2 separate regions of the Homo sapiens genome follow, and region 2 is linked to region 1. A link is an interaction called in ENCODE POLR2A ChIA-PET data of the cell type or tissue named here. Cell type or tissue: OCI-LY7. All regions are shown on one strand.

Region 1 (5,000 bases):
AGAACAAATATGAGTACAGTGCCTCAGTACAGAGAAGTCCTTTTTTTTTTTTTTTGAGAGATAAGAGTCTTACTCTATAGCCCAAGCTGGAGTGCAATGGCATGATCTCAGCTCACTGCAACCTCCGCCTCCCGGGTTCAAGTGATTCTCCTGCCTCAGCCTCCTGAGTAGCTGGGATTACAGATGTGCATCACCACGCCTAGCTAATTTTGTATTTTTTTTTTTTTTTTTTTTTTTTAGTAGAGATGGGGTTTCACCATGTTGGTCAGGCTGGTCTTGAAATCCTGACCTGAGGTGATCCACCCACCTCGGGATTACAGGCATGAGCCACCGCCCCTGGCCCACAGAAAAGTTGTAAAGTATTGGGTGTTAAGGGATGGGTCACATCCAGGGAGGAGATAGAGTATCCTTTGAGATAAGAGTCAACTCCCATTCACAGTTTCTACAAAGAAAATAAAGTACCTAGGAATACAACTTACAAGGGATCTGAAGGACCTCTTCAAGGAGAACTACAAACCACTGCTCAACGAAATAAGAGAGGACACAAACAAATGGAAAAATGTTTCATGCTCATGGATAGGAAGATCAATATCATGAAAATGGCCATACTACCCAAAGTAATTTATAGATTCAATGCTATCCCCATCAAGCTACCATTGACTTTCTTCACAGAATTAGAAAAAACTGCTTTAAATTTCATATGGAACCAAAAAAGAGCCCGTAGAGCCAAGAGAATCCTAAGCAAACAGAACAAAGCTGGAGGCATCATGCTACCTGACTTCAAACTATACTACAAGGCTACGATAACCAAAACAGCATGGTACTGGTACCAAAACAGAGATATAGACCAATGGAACAGAACAGAGGCCTCAGAAAAAAATGTGACACATCTACAACTATCTGATCTTTGACAAAGCTGACAAAAACAAGCAATGGGGAAAGGATTCCCTATTTAATAAATGGGGTTGGGATAACTGGCTAGCTATATGTAGAAAACCGAAAATGCACCCCTTCCTTATACCTTATACAAAAATTAACTCGAGATGGATTAAAGACTTCAACGTAAGACCTAAAACCATAAAAACCCTAGAAGAAAACCTGGGCAATACCATTCAGGACATAGGCATGGGCAAAGACTTCATGACTAAAACACCAAAAGCAATGGCAACAAAAGCCCAAACTGACAAATAAGATATAATTCAACTAAAGAGCTTCTGCACAGCAAAAGGAACTATCATCAGAGTGAACAGGCAACCTACAGAATGGGAGAAAATTTTTGCAATCTGTCCATCTGACAAAGGGCTAATATCCAGAATCTGCAAGGAACTTAAACAAATTTACAAGAAAAAAGCAAACAACCCCATCAAAAAGTGGGTGAAGGATACGAACAGACACTTCTCAAAAGAAGACATTTATGCAGCCAACAAACTTATGAAAAAAAAGCTCATCATCACTGGTCATTAGAGAAATGCAAATCAAAACCACAATGAGATACTATCTCATGCCAGTTAGAATGGTGATCATTAAAGTCAGGAAACAACAGATGCTGGAGAGGATGTGGAGAAATAGGAACACTTTTACACTGTTGGTGGGAGCGTAAATTAGTTCAGCCATTGTGGAAGACAGTGTGGCGATTCCTCAAGGATCTAGAACCAGAATTACCATTTGACCCAGCAATCCCATTACTGTGTATATACTCAAAGGATCATAAATCATGCCACTATAAAGACACATACACGTGTATGTTTATTGTGGCACTGTTCACAATAGCAAAGACTTGGAACCAACCCAAATGGCCATCAATGATAGACTGGATAAAGAAAATGTGGCACATATACACCATATAATACCATGCAGCCATAAAGAAGGATGAGTTCATGTCCTTTGCAGGGATGTGGATGAAGCTGGAAACCATCAATCTCAGCAAAGTAACACAGGAACAGAAAACCAAACACTGCATGTTCTCATTTATAAGTGGGAGTCAAACAATGAGAACACATGGACACACAGAGGGGACCATCACACACTGGGGCCTGTCGGGGGGGTGGAGGACTAGGGGAGGTAGGGGAGGGATAGCATTAGGAGAAATATCTAATGTAGATGACGGGTTGATGGGTGCAGCAAACCACCATGGCACGTGTATACCTATGTAACAAACCTGCATGTTCTGCACATGTATCCCAGAACTTAAAGTACAATAAAAAAATAAAAGAAAATGTGGCACATATACACCATGGAATACTATGCAGCCATAAAAAAGAATGAGTTCATGTCCTTTGCAGGGACATGGATGAAGCTGGAAGCCATCATTCTCAGCAAACTAACACAGGAACAGAAAACCAAACACCACATGTTCTCACTGATAAGTGAGAGTTGAACAATGAGAACATATGGGCACAGGGAGGGGAACATCACACACTGAGGCCTGTCAGGGGGTGGGGGGCAAGGGGAAGGATAGATGACTAGTTGATGAGTGCAGCAAACCACCACGGCACATGTATACTTGTGTAACAAACCTACACATTCTCCACATGTATCCCAGAACTTAAAGTATAATTAAAAAAAAAAAAAAAGAGTGAGCCATCTTGCAGTTTTGACTGAGCTTTGTTCTGCTTATTGAATAGGTAAGTAACCCAAACGGAAAGAAGTGGTGAGCAATGCAGGAAGTGCTCAAGCCTGATGTAAAACAGGAAAACTTCTGTTTCATGGTTTGTGTTGCACAGCGCCCCTCGGCCAAAGAGGAAAGAGCTAATTTTGAGATAAGTAACCATTGCTTCTAATTCTTTAGAAAGTGCTTTTGACTGTAGACAGACATGCTAAAGGCTGTGCCTCATTGTTTGAAGTCCAGATACGTACAACTACTCCTTGTTGTTACTGTAAAAATAGTTCCTGAAAGAATGACTAAAAAGAATAGGAGATGCAAGATTAAAATAACATGAATGGGAGAGGAAGTACAAGACTAAAACTTCCTCATGTCAGAGGTAAGATTGCTTTATTTCCCAACTAAATAAAATCAGGTCATGTATGATTGTTAATGGCAATTCTTGCCAGGAACTTAACCAAAGTTAAAATAATTTTACAGGTTGCTCTAACTTTCCCAGTTTCTGGACATTCCCAATAGATGACTTTGTTATTTTCAAGGACATTCTTGGGGTTTGAACACATTGTTTCTTTTTTGCAGTGCTTTTCAGCATATGATTGAACGTACTCAAGAAGGGTCATGGTTAGTTCAGCAAGCTGATTTCAACATTTGGTGATTGTCTCCAGTTAATGAGCTATACATATGATGTCCGCTTTTATTTTCATCATCATAAACCACAGAAAAAAGGGGAAACAGTATACCAGCAAGTCAGCAAGTCCAAATCAAGCCATGACTCAGATTTCCTAAGAAAGAAAAGATCAGACTCTGCTTTGACATATTCTATCTTAAATTTTGAAATTACTTTGGGGACAACATTAATTATCCAGGTCAGTGTGGGGGAATAGCAGTTCCTCCTTGATCATCCTCTTCATATGGTATAATCACTAACTTCACAGATCTGTACTGAAAAGTTGTTTACCTTTGGGGAAATGGCTCATTATAAGTATGTATATAGGGAATAGTAATATAAGAAAAAATCATAAAGATTTGAGGGTAAGTAGAGAAGATCAGACCCTGTGGAAGTTAATAGCATGGCCCTTGGAACCAGATTACCTAGATTCAAATCCCATCTTCTCTTCTTAATACCTCTGTGACCTTGGACAAATTACTTACCCTTTTTGTGTCTTAGTTCAACCATCTGCAAGATGGGGATATGAGAGTATTATTAGTAGATTGATGTGAGGATTATGTGAATGAGTGTTTGTAAAGCACTTAGAACAATGCTTGTTACAGAGTAGGTGCTCAATAAATGTGACCTGTAATTGTTATCCTTCAGTAATTGGTAAATTTTATGTCTGTAGTCATAGAGTTTGGTTCTTAACCCAGGCCCGGTGCCATTCAAGACACTGCAGAACATAGTGCATATTCCTTCATGTTTATCTAGGTTTTTTTCTCCTTTTTAATGTTACCTTTAGTCCCATACTAGTCATTATCAACCTGTGGTCACCAGTCAGGGAAGTACATTCGTATTGATTGCTGCAAATGCAAAGGTGCTTTCAGAGCAGAGATCCTTGATTTTAAGGGACTCCCATTAAGGTTGAAAAGATGGGACAAGTCCGTTTTTCCTGCCAAGAAAGACATGGCTTCCATGAAATCTTATTTACTATATTTTTGTATCTAACAAGTTCTCTAGGAAGCCTCTCATTTTTGAATCGTAAAAAAGGTCTGTATTCAAAGCAAAAATCCTTTAAAAAAATCTTTGATAATTCTGATCTCTGTGCTTTGCTAGCCCAGATTTTTATTATCTGACCCTATGGTATCCATAAGCATGGTTTTAAAGGTATGTCCACAAGTTATTTGATACTTCTCTCATTGCGGTGGAACTTAATTCTTCTCCCTTTGAGTGCAGGGAGGACTTTATGATTCCTTTGTAGTGAATGAATATAGCAGAAGTGATGGGATAATACTTCTGAGACTGGGTTATATAAAGACTGGCTTCTGACTTTGGTTTGCTCCTTTGCTCTTTGTCTCTGGAATCACATGCTCAGGGGGAAATCAACTGCCATGTCATGAAGAGATGATACTTGGGCAGCCAGTGGAGAGACCTACATGGTGAGGAACTGAGGTTTGCCAGAATCCATGTGAATGCACTTGGGAATGTACCCTCCCCTACTTGAGCTTTTTTTTTTTTTTTTTTTGAGATGGAATTTTGCTCTTGTTGCCCAGGCTAGAGTGCAATGGTACGATCTCAGCTCACCGCAACCTCCACCTCCCAGGTTCAAGTGATTCTCCTGCCTCAGCCTTCCGAGTAGCTGGGATTACAGGCATGCGCCACCATGCCCGGCTAATTTTTTTTTTTTTTTTTTTTTGGTATTTTTAGTAGAGACGGGGTTTCTCCATGTTGGTCAGGCTGGTCTTG
Region 2 (5,000 bases), 61 kb after region 1:
TAGGGGTTGATCTGCAGCAGCTGAAAAAACATCTCAAATACTAGAAAAGCTCAGAAAACCTCCAAAGATAAAAAAGGTTATCAGTTTCCAGTGTTGTAAGTGGTAGAGACAAACTCAAACAAGACTCCAGATCTCACATTCTTGGCTGCTAGATCCCAGGGAGTGTGCTGCCTGCTCACTATGCTTCCTATGCTAAGGAGCTCTTCTGACCAGAGCTGCTTTGAGTTTTAATTTCTTGCAACCATTGAACTTTGATATAAACAGTATGGCAGCATCACAGCCTTATCATTTTCACAAGGAAGACTCAAAATTCCTACCCTTAAAACCTGAAATACAAATTTTTAACAAGAACAGTAACTAATTGTTCATGCAGATATACACCTTTTTATTTAACACCAAAAACATACTGGACGTCACTAGAAAATAAATGGAGGTATCAGTGTTTAAATGCAAAGATTCCAGGAAAACAGACAAACAGAGATACTACAATGGCACAATTATTTAAGCCAAAATAACCTGAAACTCTTTCCTGGGGTGCAAAAATGTTGGCTATTTCCTGCAAAAAGAAATCAAATGTAATTATTTAAAAAGTAATTATTCTAATTTCAAATGTAATATATGTTCATTAGAGAAAATTTAGGGAATGCCAGAAGAGCACAGAGACAATAAAAGCTTAAAAATAACAATATTAACATTAAAAAAAAATTTAGAGATGTGTCTTGCTATGTTTCCCAGGCTGGACAGCAGTGGCCATTCACAGGCACAATTATTTTGCACTGCAGACTCAAACTCCTGGCCTCAAGTGATCCACCCCAGTAGCCAGGACCACAGGCATTTGCCACAATGCCGGGCAACAACGTTCACATTTTTTATGAAGATCTGTCAAGTCTTCTGGCTCCATGGGTTTATATAAGCCCCTCTTTCATCTGCTACAACTACTCCCTCCCAATCCTATTTCAACCACAATGGCTTCCGTTCTTTTTTATTCTTTTAATCTTTTAATTAAAAAATATATAAATATATAGAGATGGGGGTCTTGCTATGTTACCCAAGCTGGTCTCGAACTCCTGGACTCAAGCAATCCTCCCACCGCAGCCTCCCAAAGTGCTGGCATTATAGATGTGGGCCACCAAACCCGGCCTGACTCCCATTCTTATCCCTGAATATGTCAACTATTTTCCTCTCTTGCAGAGCCTGCACTTACTCTGCCCCTCCAACCAAAAAGCTGGTTGTTGGAAAGGCTGGCTCCTTCTCATGCCTCACATCTCAGCACAGTGTCACTTAGGAGAGTCCTTCCCTGACCCCTTATCTCAAGTAGTTCCCCCAGCACTTATTTTCTATCACATCCCTCATTATTCCCTTCCATAAAGTATATGAATGTGCTTTGGTTAAGGAATAGGCTAAGGCGAATATCTGGGCCAAAGTGACTTAGCAAGTTTAGGGCACAGGTGCATACTTCACTTGTTAGATAACCTGTCTTTGTAAGTTTATACTTGGCTTTGAGTTGCTATTGTTTGTAAAAGGTATAACTGCCCTGCTGATGCTGCCCATGGGGTTTGGGTTGGCTTGACATGGCTTGGAGGTGCACTAATGCCCAGAGAGAGTAATGCTACTGACCCCTGTAAGGAAGAGTGGATTGCCTTGAAGGCGGGAAGTGGGGACTTATGCCCAGAGGGAAAAAATTAAGCTGCTAACCCTGGTAGTATAGGCCAGGGAGTGCAGCTGCAAGGCTGGGGGCAGCAGGAGCAGGCTCATAAGAGGAGCCACAAAGCTGAAGCAAACAGCCAAGATAAAGAAACTGTGAGAAACAGTTAGTGTGAGGAAGCTGCTGATTAAAAAGCTGCTGAATAAAACTACATTTCACCTGCCTAAAGCCCCCCGAGTGTTCTTTCAGCAATTCGCCCATCCACCCACTCCCCTCGGACCTCAACTGGGACTCAAACCTAACACCTTGTTGGACCTCAGCTGGGACTTAAACCTAACACCTTCTCAGCATTTAACCCTGTCTAGACTTTTAAAAATCTATTTCTATTTGTTTATTGTCTATTCCCTTCAAAAGAATATAAGATTGGAGAGAGGGAAAACCTGACCCCACTTATTCACTGCTATATGTCCAGTGTCTAACACATAGTAGGCTCTCTGTAATATTTGCATACTTTGCAAATGATTTGGTAATGTACTTTTATCCACTTAGTAAATATTCCTAAGAATAAGCTGAATCCAAAAGTAACCTGAATTTGTTGATTATGTTTTTCTTCAGCTGTCTTCTAATAACAAAACCTTATTGTAATAGGCTATGCTGATTCTGATCATGTGCATTTTAAAAGGTCCAAAAAAACAAGAAACAAATTTCAGTTAAATTTTAGGTCCAAGCACGCTAGAGTCAGGATCATCCATATGCTAACTATTATAGATAATTACCAAACTACTGTCAGTTTTGCAACATTCTAACTTTTCTTCTACATAAAATACTGCAAAGGGAGTGGAAATCTTAATTGCCTAAAAAAAGGTCCTGTGCATATTAAGTTTAATTCAAATCATCATTACACCAATCATGTATATTCCTTATAAAGGGAAAATAACTATCAATTCACATCTTTGAGGGAAATTCCCCCACTACCCTTTCAAACTAAACACATTAACTCATAAAGCAATATAAAACTCTACCATTCAATTAGACTTGTCAATTAAACATCTAATTATTTTCACAACTCACTGCTGCTTTGTGTTTGAGGCCCTCCCCTGATTATATTAGAAATAAACACAACCAGTGCCATCTGACCACTACTTTTTCTTCCCCTCTTCTTTAACCCAGTGGTTCTCACTTTGCGGCACATTATAATCTCCTGGAGAACTTGAAAAATACTGGAAGCCAAGCGGGATCCCAGGCCAACTAAATCAGAGTTTCAGAGGGTGGCAGGGCTCAGGTGGCAGTAATTTTAGTATACGTGCTGCCAAAGCGAGCACCAGGTGGCAGTATTTTTAAAGCTCCCAGGTGATTTGAATGTGATGCCTAGACCCTCACCACTCAAAGTGCATGGGCACCACCTAGGAGTGTATTAGGAATACAAAGCCCCAGGCCCCACCCTAGACCTAGTGAATCAGAAACATTTTTAACAGGTGGCTTGTGGACATACTGAAGTTTGAGAAGCAATGAAATCCACTTGAGCAAATTACTCAACCTTTTTAAGCTTCAGTTACCTTATCTGTAAAATGGGAGCAATAATACCTTCTTTGCGGGTTTATTGCCAGAGCTACATGAAATAATACGCGCTAAACATCTAGGATGGGGCTGGCACACAGTAAGGGCTAAGTAGATGGTATTGCTGTTATTATTAGAGTCCACACTATATGCTTCCTCTACATATATTATTTGTCTACATTTCCTTTACAAACCTTGCTCCTAACTCCCAAATGTGTCTTACATGGCATGACATGCTCTGTAATACAATTAAACATGCAAATAAATCTTAGTGGATCCACCTTCTCCTTCCAAATCAGTAAGTCTTCTCCTAGAGTCCAAGGTTTCTGTTTTCCTAGAATCTCCCAGTGCCTGATGTTCTGCTATCCTGCAAATACGAGCCCCAAAGAACTACTGGTAGAGGTCCACAAAGCCAAACGCACATTTCTGGGTTCCGCCTCTGCACATGTGCTCCCCTCTCCTGGGATCCTTCTTTCTGCCCCATGGTCTTTCTACAACTGAACATCATTTTTTCTGGGAACCACTCACACTGTCAAAAGTCTCACCATAGGCACTTGTAGCAGCTGGAGGAGAGCTGCAAAATACAAGAAATTTTTCCAGCTGTAGTGCGTGTGATATTCAAGTGGTGTCAGGCTACTTTGAGGATTGTGCATATTTGATATGGTTTACATTTTTCTCCTTACTTTGGAGCATACAGCTGGACATATAATAGGAAGTGAAATTTTATTTACTGAATGAATGAATAGCAATTGGTATATCTGCTTAATTTGATAACACTTAAAAATGAAATATGCTTTACTCTGTCAGGGTAAATAGGCTCACATTAAAAAGAACCTGCTTTCTACTCTATCCAATTTCTTCATACTCCCCTCTCTCCAAAATTTTAGCAATAGTCCTTGCTTGGTCCTGGCACTGTAGTAAGTATGTTTTATATTTCCATTCGTTTGATGACTGCCGCAATCTTATGAAGTAGGCACCAATATTATAACATTTATCTTTCAGTTAACCAGCTTGAAATTTGGACACCTGTTCAGGAGTCAGGGTGTCAGAGCCTGCAAAGCAGCACTAAAAACTCAGGTATATTCACCACCCCAAGTGGAGTCTGTAGCCACTGCACTACAAAAGCTTCCCTCCTGCCTTGTTTTATCCTATTGGCCTGGTATCTTCATACTTTCACAGTGCAGCACCTCTGTTCTTCTTCAGAGGTGAAGAGTTGTCAGAGCTCAACGAGAAACTTTTGGCCGGGCATGGTGGCTCATGCCTGTAATCCCAGCACTTTGGGAGGCCAAGGCTGGCAGACTGCTTGAGGTCAGGAGTTCAAGAGCAGCCTGGCAACATGGTGAAACCTCATCTCTACTAAAAACACAAAAATTAGCCAGGCATACTGGTGCATGCCTGTAATGCCAGCTATTCGAGTGGCTAAACCAGGAACTTTAAAGAAAGGGAAGTTTAGTCCAATTTCCATGCAAATCATGCTCACCCAGTTTTCAACAAGTCCTCTCCAACAAGTTCACTTTTTGGCAATGGAGAAATTCCTGAAGGGACTAATGTTAATGCATCTGTATTCCAAATAACCCTGAATAAGTTGCTGAGACTCTGTAAACATTAGTGAACACTTATGACACAAACACAATGACCATCAGGAGCTAGAAGAGATTCACTGAGAATGCTCTGTTTGACTATCCTAAGCCCCATTTTCAATAGGGTTCTTCAATAGAAGATCAAGGTAACTCGCAGGTAACACCTAAGAATCAAGCTTCTCTGTAAAGAGAGCTGGACACTTAAAGTCCTTCTGAAC

What was found. ChIA-PET counts read pairs that join two places held together with the same protein. Peaks named below come from ENCODE experiments on the same cell type or tissue, not always from the same donor. Only the 100,000 strongest peaks of a DNase experiment are listed, where the experiment ranks them.
Region 2: POLR2A ChIA-PET joins it to region 1 with 7 read pairs; 5 of 35 experiments call an interaction of 5 or more read pairs at or near these places.

The regions. Positions count from the first base shown.
Region 1 is chr3:161,032,653-161,037,652 of GRCh38, forward strand. All of the region lies in intron 2 of PPM1L (protein phosphatase, Mg2+/Mn2+ dependent 1L), which reads left to right. Among named protein-coding and RNA genes, the nearest start is that of B3GALNT1, 70 kb to the right of the region's middle. In OCI-LY7, CTCF peaks have their summits at 2,724 and 2,924; a DNase peak (open chromatin) is centred at 2,669; H3K4me3 peaks cover 1,088 bases; H3K27ac peaks cover 1,367 bases.
Region 2 is chr3:161,093,991-161,098,990 of GRCh38, forward strand. All of the region lies in intron 4 of B3GALNT1 (beta-1,3-N-acetylgalactosaminyltransferase 1 (Globoside blood group)), which reads right to left. Among named protein-coding and RNA genes, the nearest start is that of B3GALNT1, 8.9 kb to the right of the region's middle. In OCI-LY7, CTCF peaks have their summits at 2,965 (motif pointing right) and 3,165; a DNase peak (open chromatin) is centred at 2,991.